Linked DNA regions of Homo sapiens: region 1 is linked to region 2. A link is a contact called in ENCODE Hi-C or POLR2A ChIA-PET data. All regions are on one chromosome and are shown on one strand. Each heading gives the region's core, a stretch centred on a gene start or an enhancer-like site at or near the end of the contact. The rest is flanking DNA. Distances are from core to core; before and after follow the strand shown. Region 1 has its middle 380 kb from the start of SLC16A7. Region 2 has its middle 330 kb from the start of SLC16A7.

What was found. A loop is a pair of places that touch in the nucleus more often than their neighbours do. ChIA-PET counts read pairs that join two places held with the same protein, here RNA polymerase II (POLR2A). Pooled maps may share reads with other maps.
Region 1: a loop to region 2 is called in a map of PC-3, with 3 times the contacts of the local background. The contact joins two enhancer-like sites. A Hi-C loop is called at or near these places in 3 of 168 maps with a recorded cell type or tissue (MCF 10A, PC-3 and mammary epithelial cell) and 2 of 50 pooled maps. POLR2A ChIA-PET finds 5 or more read pairs at or near these places in 1 of 52 experiments (MCF 10A).

The regions. Positions count from the first base shown.
Region 1 is chr12:59,970,208-59,976,206 of GRCh38, reverse strand. No RefSeq gene overlaps it. Among named protein-coding and RNA genes, the nearest start is that of SLC16A7, 380 kb to the right of the region's middle. Within about 2 kb of position 3,071, at least 2 of the 41 ENCODE cell types and tissues checked have a DNase peak (open chromatin) inside an H3K27ac peak, as active enhancers do; they include PC-3 and mammary epithelial cell, where a contact is called at or near this core.
Region 2 is chr12:59,925,627-59,931,204 of GRCh38, reverse strand. No RefSeq gene overlaps it. Among named protein-coding and RNA genes, the nearest start is that of SLC16A7, 330 kb to the right of the region's middle. Within about 2 kb of position 1,969, at least 2 of the 41 ENCODE cell types and tissues checked have a DNase peak (open chromatin) inside an H3K27ac peak, as active enhancers do; they include PC-3 and mammary epithelial cell, where a contact is called at or near this core.

The sequences.
Region 1 (5,999 bases), core at 1,822-4,321, 44 kb before region 2:
GAAATGTGAGTAGGTGACCAAAAAGAACTGTTCAAATATCAATACAGTTACCATTTCTCATTGCTTCCATTTTCAAACTGAACATTTTGGGATCAAAAAGGTACCTCCTAAAGTACAGAACTCAACTCATTAGCCTTTAAGCAACATTTCCCAGACCTATGCTGACAAATGTATCTACTATGGAGGTCCAAATGGACATTTTTAAATTGTACATTCTGAATAAAATGATGCAATACGTGAGAAGAACTATGCTTGAAAAATTATTGGAGGCATTTTCTGTGTATTTTATATGGTGGGGATTGGTGACTTTGAGCTTAATACTCTGTATCAATCTAAACTGAATAATCTGGAAAGCAGGCACATCTGGGTACCTTTTACAAAATGTAAGAATTATGAGAGTGATGTTCTGGGAATACCACAGGGTTAGGCAATTCTTTCCGCATTTATCAAAAAGATGACAACTAATATACCAGCCCCTTTTAGAAAACAGCTAATTACAGAAAATATTTTTAAAAAAAGCAAAAATATTTGCATTTCTTTGGAAATATTGTCAGTATTGTATTAGATATCTAGCACGCTGAAACAATTAACAAGGTTTAATATCAAACAGCCATTTCTGAGAAAATGATAGCATTTCCTAGATTTATATTTCCCCAATATGGTGAATTATTTCTTTACTACAATAAATAGTAAAGAAAGCGGCCCAGATAAACATACTGTGCATCGTACATCTAAAGAAAAGGCAAAAAATGGAATAGAGAGTCAGATATATATGAAAATCTGAATTTAAGAAACAACAAATGAATGAATGAATAAATGTCACAGCAGAAATTAGAATAACACTCAAACCAATAAAAGGAATATTAGATACCCTAATATCAAAAACAATTTGGGAAGCCATCATAATTCAGATAATTTACCTGCATTGAATTCGGCTCTAGTTTGGATGCTGTGTGGTCGTGAGCAGCTAGCCTACCCTCTCTGACCCTTGGCTATATCATCTGTAGATAGAAAGCAGGAATGCTTCCCCAATCCCTAGGTTGTTCTGATAATTAAATAAATATAAAATTCCTAGCATAATGTCAGACACATAGTAAGTGCTCAATTTAAAACAATTTAATGTACCTAGTTCGGTGCTTATAACTTAATAGGTATTCACTGTGTTGGTTCTTTCATATGGGTTCAGACTGAAAAATCTCCATTCACAGTAATGCTCGGCATCTTGATGCAACTTGCGCACCATTAAGAAATTATAATTTAAATGGTCATTAGTGAAAATGCAAATAAAATTTTATGAATAGAAATAAATCAAGAATGGCAAAAAGTATTTACAACAGGAAAATTTCTGTAGGGAAAATAATATTTCTACTTAAGTATTTTAATTATTTGCATCATTGATGCAACAATTTTACTATGATGTCAATATGTCCTGCTTATCTATAATATTAGTACATTTTTACATAATAACTTATAAAATATTTTTACAAGTTTATGAGTATAACAGATGGCTGTGATGTTAAACAGGAACAGAAACTTTTTTGACCAGACATCCACAATGCATAACCTTCAGGCATAGTGTATATATTCTCAATACTAAGTACTCTCAATAATAAGCAATCTGGGAAACTTGGTGGCCATCTCTTTTTGACATAAAATGCAGAAAAATAGACTGGAATAATTACAGGCGATAGTTCTCCATCTTAGTTTTTTGTCAGAACCACCCATGCATTTTTAAAGCGCACATTTTTGAGATTCTATCTCAGACCTATTGAATCAGAATTCCCAGGTATGTGGTCCAGCCTCTGTAATTGCTTTTAAGCTCCAAGTGTGTTTCTTCTGGGTAGCCTGGATTGGGAACCTCTGAATGTGGGCTTGAAATAGACTGTTCTGTGATTCAATTCTAGGTCTGCCATTTCTATGTAACATATGTTTGAAAATTGATAGCATTAACTCCTGCTTCAAAGGGTTGCCAGAAGAATTAACGAATATAAAAGTGCCCTGATTATATTACACACAACAAAAATACCTATTATGTAAATATAGATTAACTAGATATAGAGAGAAATATAGACATAAGTATAGCTTAGATACAGATACAGCTCTTTCTTGATTAGCAACACTGAAAGTGCCCTAAGGAAATCCGTTAGACCCTCTGCTTTCTCTTGCTCTCTGTCACCGCATCCAACTCTGCCACATTTTGTGGGCACTTGCTGCCAGTAAAGAATAGGCAGTGGCCAAATAGTGACAGGTCGCCATCCCTGTTATGGTGCACAGTTAATCACAGTTATTGTGCACCATTCCATAATTATTTCTTACCACAAGCTGTGGAATCATCCTGCAGTAGTAATTGTGTGATTCCTTACATCTGATTCCTGCCTGGCTTGTTCATCTTCCATGATTGCACCAGCCAATAAAGAATAGTATGACCAGATCGTATCTGTGCTTTATAAATTCAGAGGAAGAGAGTTTACTGTGAAACTGTGTGATTCACTGGGTAATATTAATTGAGAAAGATGAAGCTCTGATATGGGCAGGGTAAATGTAAATTTTTGACTGATGAGTAATCGTTAGTGGTTTACTTTCAGGCATTTAGGCAGCCAATTAATCTCTGTTAGATTAATCTTGAATGAACTTTGAATGAATGAAGCCATGCATTCATCTAGTAGAAGATCTTCAGAAACTGACAGATTCTATTACTTAGAGAATCAGTATTTATATTTACCTTGAAAGCATGGAGATTTGAATATATCAAAAGCAAATATTCTAAAAAAATTCTAATGGAAAACTATGCCTGATAAGATGCTTATTATAATGTAATGAAAAAATATTTAGGAAATATTCAAAAATAGGAGAATAATTAATTAAATGTGTGACTCAGTGATGACTTAACTCTTTAAATGAAAATTGCTTCTCATCCCACAATGCTGACATTATCTTCTTAAAGAACTCAGGTTACACATGACTTCCCATCTCTACTCCCTTGTATACTTTATTGTGGTATGTTGTCCAGATTGCGACACCACCACTTTTTGGACTGAAGCACTCATTGTCTCAGCCACTGGAAGTACTGATAGCTGAATTCTTTTTGGCCAGCCCTACTCTAGTGTTTCCTTTTCCCAATCCACGACGACTCTGAAAGGTTATCTCAGTTCTAGAGCTCTGCAGAGGATTGGTTGAGGCCTTTGGAGTTCAATTCTCCCAAAGTCTGTCCGGCTCCAGTCAGGTGTTGGTCTGAGAGCATTCTCCAACCAATTTCCTGAATGCAAATTTCTTTCTCAGACACTGCTACTCAGGGAACAGGATCACCAAATTGCCTGGAGTGGTCACTTTTAAACAACCTGTACTGACGCAGCTCTCACTCCTCCAAATTGGGGTTTCAGCTACTGAAACCTGGAAACTGTGGCCTAAGTATTATTTCAAGTTCTATGAAGTATGTTGTCATACTTACAGCTTCACTTGCACTTTCTAATTTTACTTTTCAATAAATTAAATTGGAATTTAAACTACACAGAGGCAATAATTTAGGAAGATCAGTAAGTAAAAATTAAAAATGCCTTATCTTAGTTCCATTCCTATTCAGGCTCAGGCTCTAAAATCAGTTTAGCTGGTCTACTTTCATAAGCTTTTAATTGATCTGTCTGTCCCAATTATTTTCCCTCTCTAAACAATCTAATAAAGTCCTGAGATATAAATAATTCTTTAATACACACCCCGAAATTTGTCAGCTCAAAAAATTGCAGTAGTCCCAAAATGTCCCAGGAGTAAAGAAATAAACCCTGTATTATTCAACAACCTGGACCCAACCTAACTTTTCTAACCTAATGTAGATTTTGGTGTTTTTTTTTTTTTTTTTGGTTCTTACACATAACTTTTATTTTCTCCATTTCCAATTTCCTATGTTTCATTTCTTTAAAAATGTCTTTCCTCTATTCTAAAAGGCATGAATATCTATCAGGTGGAGTCCACATCAGACACCACTATTTTTGCAGTCTTACTGTATCTCTCTGGCCAGAGTGGACTTTTATTTCAAGCATCATATTTTATATTTGTGGTTTTCTTATCAATTATAACATTCTACCTTATATCAAGACATTAGAGGCCGTGCCTATTTATCTTTGCATCTCCCACTGTGCCTTCTTATAAAAAGTACTCAAAAACATTTTAAAATAAATCATAGAAAGTGAAAAGACATAAGAGAAATATACCATACTTGACACAGAATTTTTTTCTACCAATGAAACACCCTTGAAATATATAGAATCATTTTACTGAGTCAATAGTTATTGTTTATCTTTATTAACTAAAGCTGTTTTTCTCTTGCTGACTAAACTTTATGTCCTAAGTATAGCCCATTAATAATGTGTTTTCTTCAATATGCTGCAGCAGTCATCCATAAGGGAATAGTCTTAGCAATGCCTGCCACTCATGTTTTATCTCATGAGCTAAGATGCAGGTTTGAGGTATCACTTTGCTCACGTTAAAATATATCAATCAAAGTTATTTTTATGTATTTGGAGCTCACTTTGGCATATCAACAATCCAATTGCAATTGAGCCAGATTATGAAGCACCCAATTGCTTGATAAAGTATGCTATACCTTCAGAATTACAAGTAGATTTATATTTACCAATTTATATTCCTCGGTAGCCAAAGGAAAAATGAAATATGTTTTCTCAATTGCTGTTTTTATAAAACTACAGAAACAGGAGAAAAAAAAGTTGAACTTCAGCATTTTTTGGTTTGTCAGTCTTTGTCAATTAAATTTTTATTATTGTTACTAATACAATTTGCTTCGGGTAACTCTTAGCATTCTCTTCATTTCACCTTAGATATTTATTGATAATGGGGTAGCTGGAAGGAAATAGAGCATCTAAACTTTAAAAAGATAATAGTAAATTATCTTGCAGATACCTTAAATTTTGCCTCTAAAAATGAAGGTATCCTTTGCATTCAATTTATAAATTTGAATAATTTATTGTGATCCCAGCATAAGTCCTTATTCCTAAGGATGTTCCATGATTATTTTACTTAGGTTTCACAATTCCTTTATTAAATAAGTACATATGCTCAGGTTAATAATACTAGCATGGAACATGGCTAGCCTTTATAGCCAGCAAATTTATTCCAGGGCAACCTCTCTGTAATACTGCTTTTTGAAGAGCATATATATATACATATATATATATATATATATATATATATATATATATATATATATATATATATACATATTTATTTTTTTGAGACAGAGTTTCACTCTTGTTGCCCAGGCTGGAGTACAACAGCACGATCTTGGCTCACTGCAACCTCCGCCTCCCTGGTCCAAGCAATTCTTCTGCCTCAGCCTCCCCGATTAGCTGGGATTACAAGCACCCACCACAATGCCCAGCTAATCTTTGTATTTTTAGTAGAGACAGGGTGTCACCATGTTGGCCAGGCTGGTCTCGAACTCCTGACCTCAGGTAATCCACTTGCCTCTGCCTCCCAAAGTGCTGGGATTACAGACGTTAGCCACCACACCTGGCCTGAAGAGCTAAAATATTTAAAGAAAGCCTGATTTGTACCCATGGTTTAAGAATTCTGAATGGTTTTTAAAAATCAATGTGCTATAATTTAATCAATAATATTACATTGATGTATCTTTAAATAGATAAACATTAAGTGAGGGCAAATACTTGTTTATCTCATTAATAATAAATAGATGATATGCAAGAGAAGAATTGATTTGTTTTATCCCACATAAATCAATCAATGACAGATTTTTTTTTGGAGTGAGAAAGAAAATATTTTTCAAAGTGAAGCAAATCATTTCTGACATTTAATTTTGCTCATTTATATCACTAACACTTGAAAGGAAATATCCATATGATCTTTTATGATAATGAAAATACATAGTAGAGGGAGGGTTAATTAAATGCTTATATATATTTACAGTGCTGCTATAGGGCGACCTAATGTTTATTATTTTGACTCGTAGACAGTATTCCAAAAGAAGTTAA
Region 2 (5,578 bases), core at 720-3,219:
TTGATTGGAGAGTTTAGTCCATTTACATTCAACGTTATTATTGATAAGTAAAAACTCACTATTGCAATTTTGTTATCTGTTTTCTGCTTTTTGCATGGCCTTTTCTTCTTTCTTTCCTTCCTTCATTTCTTTCTTTCTTTCTTCCTGTCTTCCCTTTTGTGAAAGAAATATTCTCTGGTGGGATGTTTTAGTTTCTTGCTTTTTTGTGTGTGTGAATTCATTATAGGTTTTTTATTTCAGCTTACGATGAGGACTGCAAATAACATCATATAATTCATTATTTTAAACTGATAGCTAAACTCTGATTCCAAAAACAAATAAAGAAACTAACAAACAAGCAAAGAAAACCAATAAAAACTCCACTTTAAGCTCATCTTTCCTGCTTTTTAACTTTTTGTTGTTTCTATTTCTATCTGATTATATGTCTATGTCCTGAAAATTTTTGTCACTATTTTTGTTAGGTTTATTTTTTAGTCTTTCTACTCAAGATGCAAGTAGTTTACACACCACAATTACAGTGTTATAATATTCTGTGTTCTTACTATTACCAGTGGGTTTTTTACCTTGAGATAATTTCTTATTGCTCATTAAAGTCCTTTTCTTTATGATTGAAGAAGTTTCTTTAGAATTTCTTTTAGGACAGATCTGATGTTGACAAAATTCATCAGCTTTTATATGCCTGGGAAAGTCTTTCTTTATGTTTGAAGGATATTTTTAATGGGTATAATATCCTATGATAAAAGGTTTTTTTTTCAACACTTTAAATATGTCATGCCACTCTCTTCTGATAAAGTTTCCGCTGAGAAGTCTGCTGCTGGATGCATTGGAGATTCTTTATGTGTTGTTTCTTTCCTCTTTCTACTTGTATGAAACTTTGTTTATTTTGAACTTTGGGAGTTTGATTATTAAACATCTTGAGGTAGTCTTATTTGGGTCAAATATGCTGGTTGTGTCATAACTTTCTTGTACTTAAATATAGATATTGTTCTCTAAGTTTTTACAGTTTTGTTATTTATTGCTTTGAATAAACTTTCTAACCAAATCTTTGTCTCTATCTCCTAGTTAAGGCCAATAACTCTTAGATTTGTCCTTTTGAGGCTGTTTTCTAGATCTTGTAGGCATGCTTCATTTTGTAATTCTTTTTTATTTTATCTCCTCTGACTGTGTATTTTCAAATATCCTATCTTCGAGCTCACTATTCTTTCTGCTTGATCATTTCTGCTGTCTAGAGACTCTAATACATTTTTCATTTTGTCAATCAAATGTTTTAGCTTCAAAATTTCTGCTTGAGTTTTAAAATTATTTCAATCTCGTTGTTAAATCCATCTGACAGGATTCTGAATTCCTTCTCTGTTAATTTTTTCTGATCTTCCTCAAAGCAGCTATTTTAAATATTCTGTGTGAAAAGTCACATATCTCTGTCACTCCAGGATTGGTCACTGGTACCTTATTTAGCTCATTTGGTGAGGTCATATTTTCCTGAGTGGTCTCGAGCTTGTGGATGTGCATCAGTGTCTTGTCATAAAAGAGTTAGGTATTTATTTTAATCTTTGCAGTCAAGGCTTCTGTGTACCCGTCTTTCTTGAGAAGACTTTCCAAGTATTCAAAGGGAATTGAGTGTTGTAATCTAAGTCTTTGGGAACTGTAGCTGTATCTGCATTAGGTGACACCCCAAGCTCCATAACTGAGTGACTCTTGCAGACTCATAGGTGTGCTGCCTTTGTAGTCTCGGGTGAAATCTAGGATAATTCCCCAATTGTCTATCAGAGACTCTTGTTCCCTTCCCTTACTTTCCCCCAAATAAACAGCATCTCTTTCTCCATGCTGAGCTGCCTGGAGTTGGGAAAAGAGTGGCACAAGCACTCCTATGACTACCACCACTGGGAATGTTCTGGTCACACCCAATGCCAGCACAGTACTGGTTCTTGCCCAAGGCCTGTAACAACTATTACGTAGCTACTGCTGATGGTTATTCAATGCTTAAGAGTTCTTTAGTCAGCAGATGGTGAATCTAGCCAGGCCCATGTCTTTCCTTTCAGGTTATTGGTTTCCTTTCTGGACTGGAGTACATCTAGAAATGCCATCTAGGAACTAGTAGCTGTAATCAGGAATTTTAGGAAACTACTTGGTGATTTAATTTACTGTGGTTGAGCTGGTACCCAAGTTGCAAGACAAAGTCTTTTTTACTCTTCTCTCTCCTTACCTCAAGCAGAAGTCTTTCCCCACAGCCACTACCAACCCAGGCCAGTGGTGACTGTTGTGTGGCTACAACTGATGTTTATTCAAGGCTGAAACAGTCTTTGATCAGCAGGCGATGAATCCTGCATCTCTCCTTTCATAATAACAGGTTCCTTTCTGGCCCAGGGCAGGTCTAGAAATGCCATCCAGGAGCTAAGGCCTGCAATCAGGGATTTTAGGAGTCTGTGTGATGCTTTATTTTACTGTGGCTCAGATGGTATCCAAGTTGCAAGACAAAGTCCTTTTTACTCTTCTTGCTCCTTTTCTCAAGTAGAAGAACTCTCTCCCCATGGCCAACACAGCTGGCAATGTGCTTGGTCACACCTGAAGCCAGCACAGTACTGGATCTCACCCAAGGCCTGTGGTGACTCCTGCCTGGCTACCACGGATGTTTATTCAAGGCCCATGGCTCTTTAGTCAGCAGGTGTTGAAGCCTACCAGATGTGGGTCCTTCCCTTCAAGGCAATATGTTCCTTTCTGACCCAGGGTGGGTCTAGAAATGTCATCCAGTAGCTAGGGTCTGAAATGGGAGATTCAGGACTCTGCCTGGTACTTTATTTTGGTGTGGTTGAGCTGGTATCCAAGTTCCAAGGCAAAATCCCCTTTACTGTTCCCTCTGCTTCTCTCAAGCAGAGGAACTGCAAGCTTCATTGCCTAGGGTCTCCCTCAGAACTGCAAGCTTCATTGCCTAGGGTTGGGATGGGGTCATAAACTGACTCCCTTGGCTACTCCAGATGGTGTCTCACTGGATCACATACACCCCAAGCCCACTGGGTCCAAGCCTAGCTGAGCACTAGGAGTTGCCCAGGAATTGCTTTCCTTGTGGCCTAGACTGCCTTTCAAGATTATTTAGAACCCCAGAGCACTTTAGCCTTAGGTGACGGGGCTAGCCAGAACTCAGGTTCTGAATGCTGGGATGGGCAGTTCTTCTCTGGCTAGGGCTGGTCTTACATGCTTCCTCTGGTCACTAGCTGAATTCTGCCTTGTATTATTTTCTGCTGTGAAGCGGCACCCCTGAGTTCCAATGCAAAACCTCACAATCGCTTTACTTCCCCTTCCCCAAGCACAGAGTTTCTCTCCCCACCGCCCTGCCCTTCCATGGCACAAAGCTGCCTTGAGATGCAGTAGTATAGGTGATACAAGACTGTCTTTCTTACTTTTTTCAATGTCTCTCTCCTTGATATGATATTAAAACCAGGTAATGTGATCACTCACCTGATTTTTGGTTCTTATGAAGATGCTTTCTTGTGTGGATAGTTGTTCAATTTGGCATTCCTGCAGATGGGATGATTGCTAGAGGGTTCTGTTCAGCTATCTTGGTCCTTGATGTTGGTCTTAATACTATTATTATCATGGGTAAGCAAAAGGGAATTCAGAGAAGCTAACTACCAAAGTTACAAAGTTAGTTTCAGAATTAGAATTTGAATAAATTCTATCTTATTTGAAGCCTTTTTTTCTGTCTACTGAAATAGTTACTTCTCTATTAGATAGATGTTCAACAATATTTGCTTAATTAAATTAAAATGTTAATGTTTCTTTATAAGTAGAAGCTGAGCAACAGTGTAAGTCTAAACTTAGTTCATCTTCTTTTCTCCAAAAATTAATTACACTACTTTTCCCAAGTTTTGGCAACCATTTTCATGACTTAATATTATTTAGTTTTTCTGATTTTATTGCACAATTTTTTGTTGGTACAGGATGTGAAGCTAATGAGTAAGAGAGACAGGCTTTGAAGTGTCAGATACGTCTCAATTCTGAATCATTGAGTCAGTAAGCTAGTCAATTTTTAAAAATAATAACAAAGTAGAAAAAAATTAAAGTGGAGAAAAGGTCAAGAACATTTTTTTCTTCATGAGTTATACTTGCTTCTAAATGGTTTTAATGAATCATTTCAAATTTGAACAAGAAACAGGAGTCTGTTAATTAGAGATTTGGATTTAATGACATGGTTGCATAGGTATGGCACACAGAACATCTGTGTTCTAGTACCTAAGATTAATTTAATTTCTTTACAGGAGTCATTTATGTTTTTCTTCATTTTTAATAAATTGTTTCACTGCTCAAAATAACATCGTAGTTGTGAAGTCATTGGCATCTACACAGACAGAATGCTGTGAAGCTGACTCCACAGCCTTCACTTAACAAGTTCTTCATTCTCATAGTGGATCATATGCAAAAATAACAAGAAAATAAATGAGTTCTGAATTATGAAAGATACTACATTCTTTGTGCCATGTGAGGAGATCTAAGTATTAGTAAGTTTAATAAGTCATACACTATCCAATTGTAAAGTACTAGTTTAGGATTGGATCTTTTTTAGGTTTCACTTTACTTATTCTTTGCACTATTATACTTGTGAAACACAAGATAAGAACCAGTCTTATGAGTCTTATCCTTGCTGTCTAAGAAGTTTATTTAGATAAATAAATCCAGTTTTTTTACTCTCATTTAAAATTTAACTAAAATATACATACATATTTATTGGATATTTACCACGGATCAGACCTTGGGTAAAGCACTTTACATATTTTATTTGGTCCCACTCTCCACATTTATGGATGAGGAAACTGAGACTCAGTAAGGTTATAATAACTTGCTAATAATCACAAAGTTAACAAATGACAGAGCTGTATTAAAAGCAAGAATTTTTTCTAATCTGAGCCTTTGTTCTTTTTTTTTTTTTTTTAAGGTTTTTTTTCCCCCCATAGGTTATTGGGAAACAGGTGGTGTTTGGTTACATGAGTAAGTTCTTTAGTGGTGATTTCTAAGATATTGGTGCAGCCATAACCCAGGCAGTATGGACTGCATGCTCTTTGTAGTCTTTTATCTCTCAACCCCTCCCTACCCTTTCCCCCTGAGTCTCCAAAGTCCATTGTATCATTCTTATGCCTTTTTATCCTCATAGCTTAGTTCCCACTTATGAGTGAAAACATATGATGTTTGGTTTTCCATTCCAATCTCATCCGGGTTGCTGTGAATGCCATTAACTTATTCCTTTTTATAGCTTAGTAGTATTCCATCATATATATACACACACATATACATACACACACACACACACACACACACACACACACACCCCCCACAGCTTCTTTATCCATTTGTTGATTAATTGGCATTTGGGTTACTTCCACATATTTGCAATTGTGAATTGTGCTGCTATTAACATGTGTGTGCAAGTATCTTTTTTGTATGACTTCTTTTCCTCTGGGTAGATACCCAGTAGTGGGATTGCTGGATTAAGTGGTCACCTACTTTTAGTTCTTTAAGGAATCTCCACACTGTTTTCCGTAATGTTTGTACTAGTTTACATTCCCACCAGCATTGTAGAAGTGTTCCC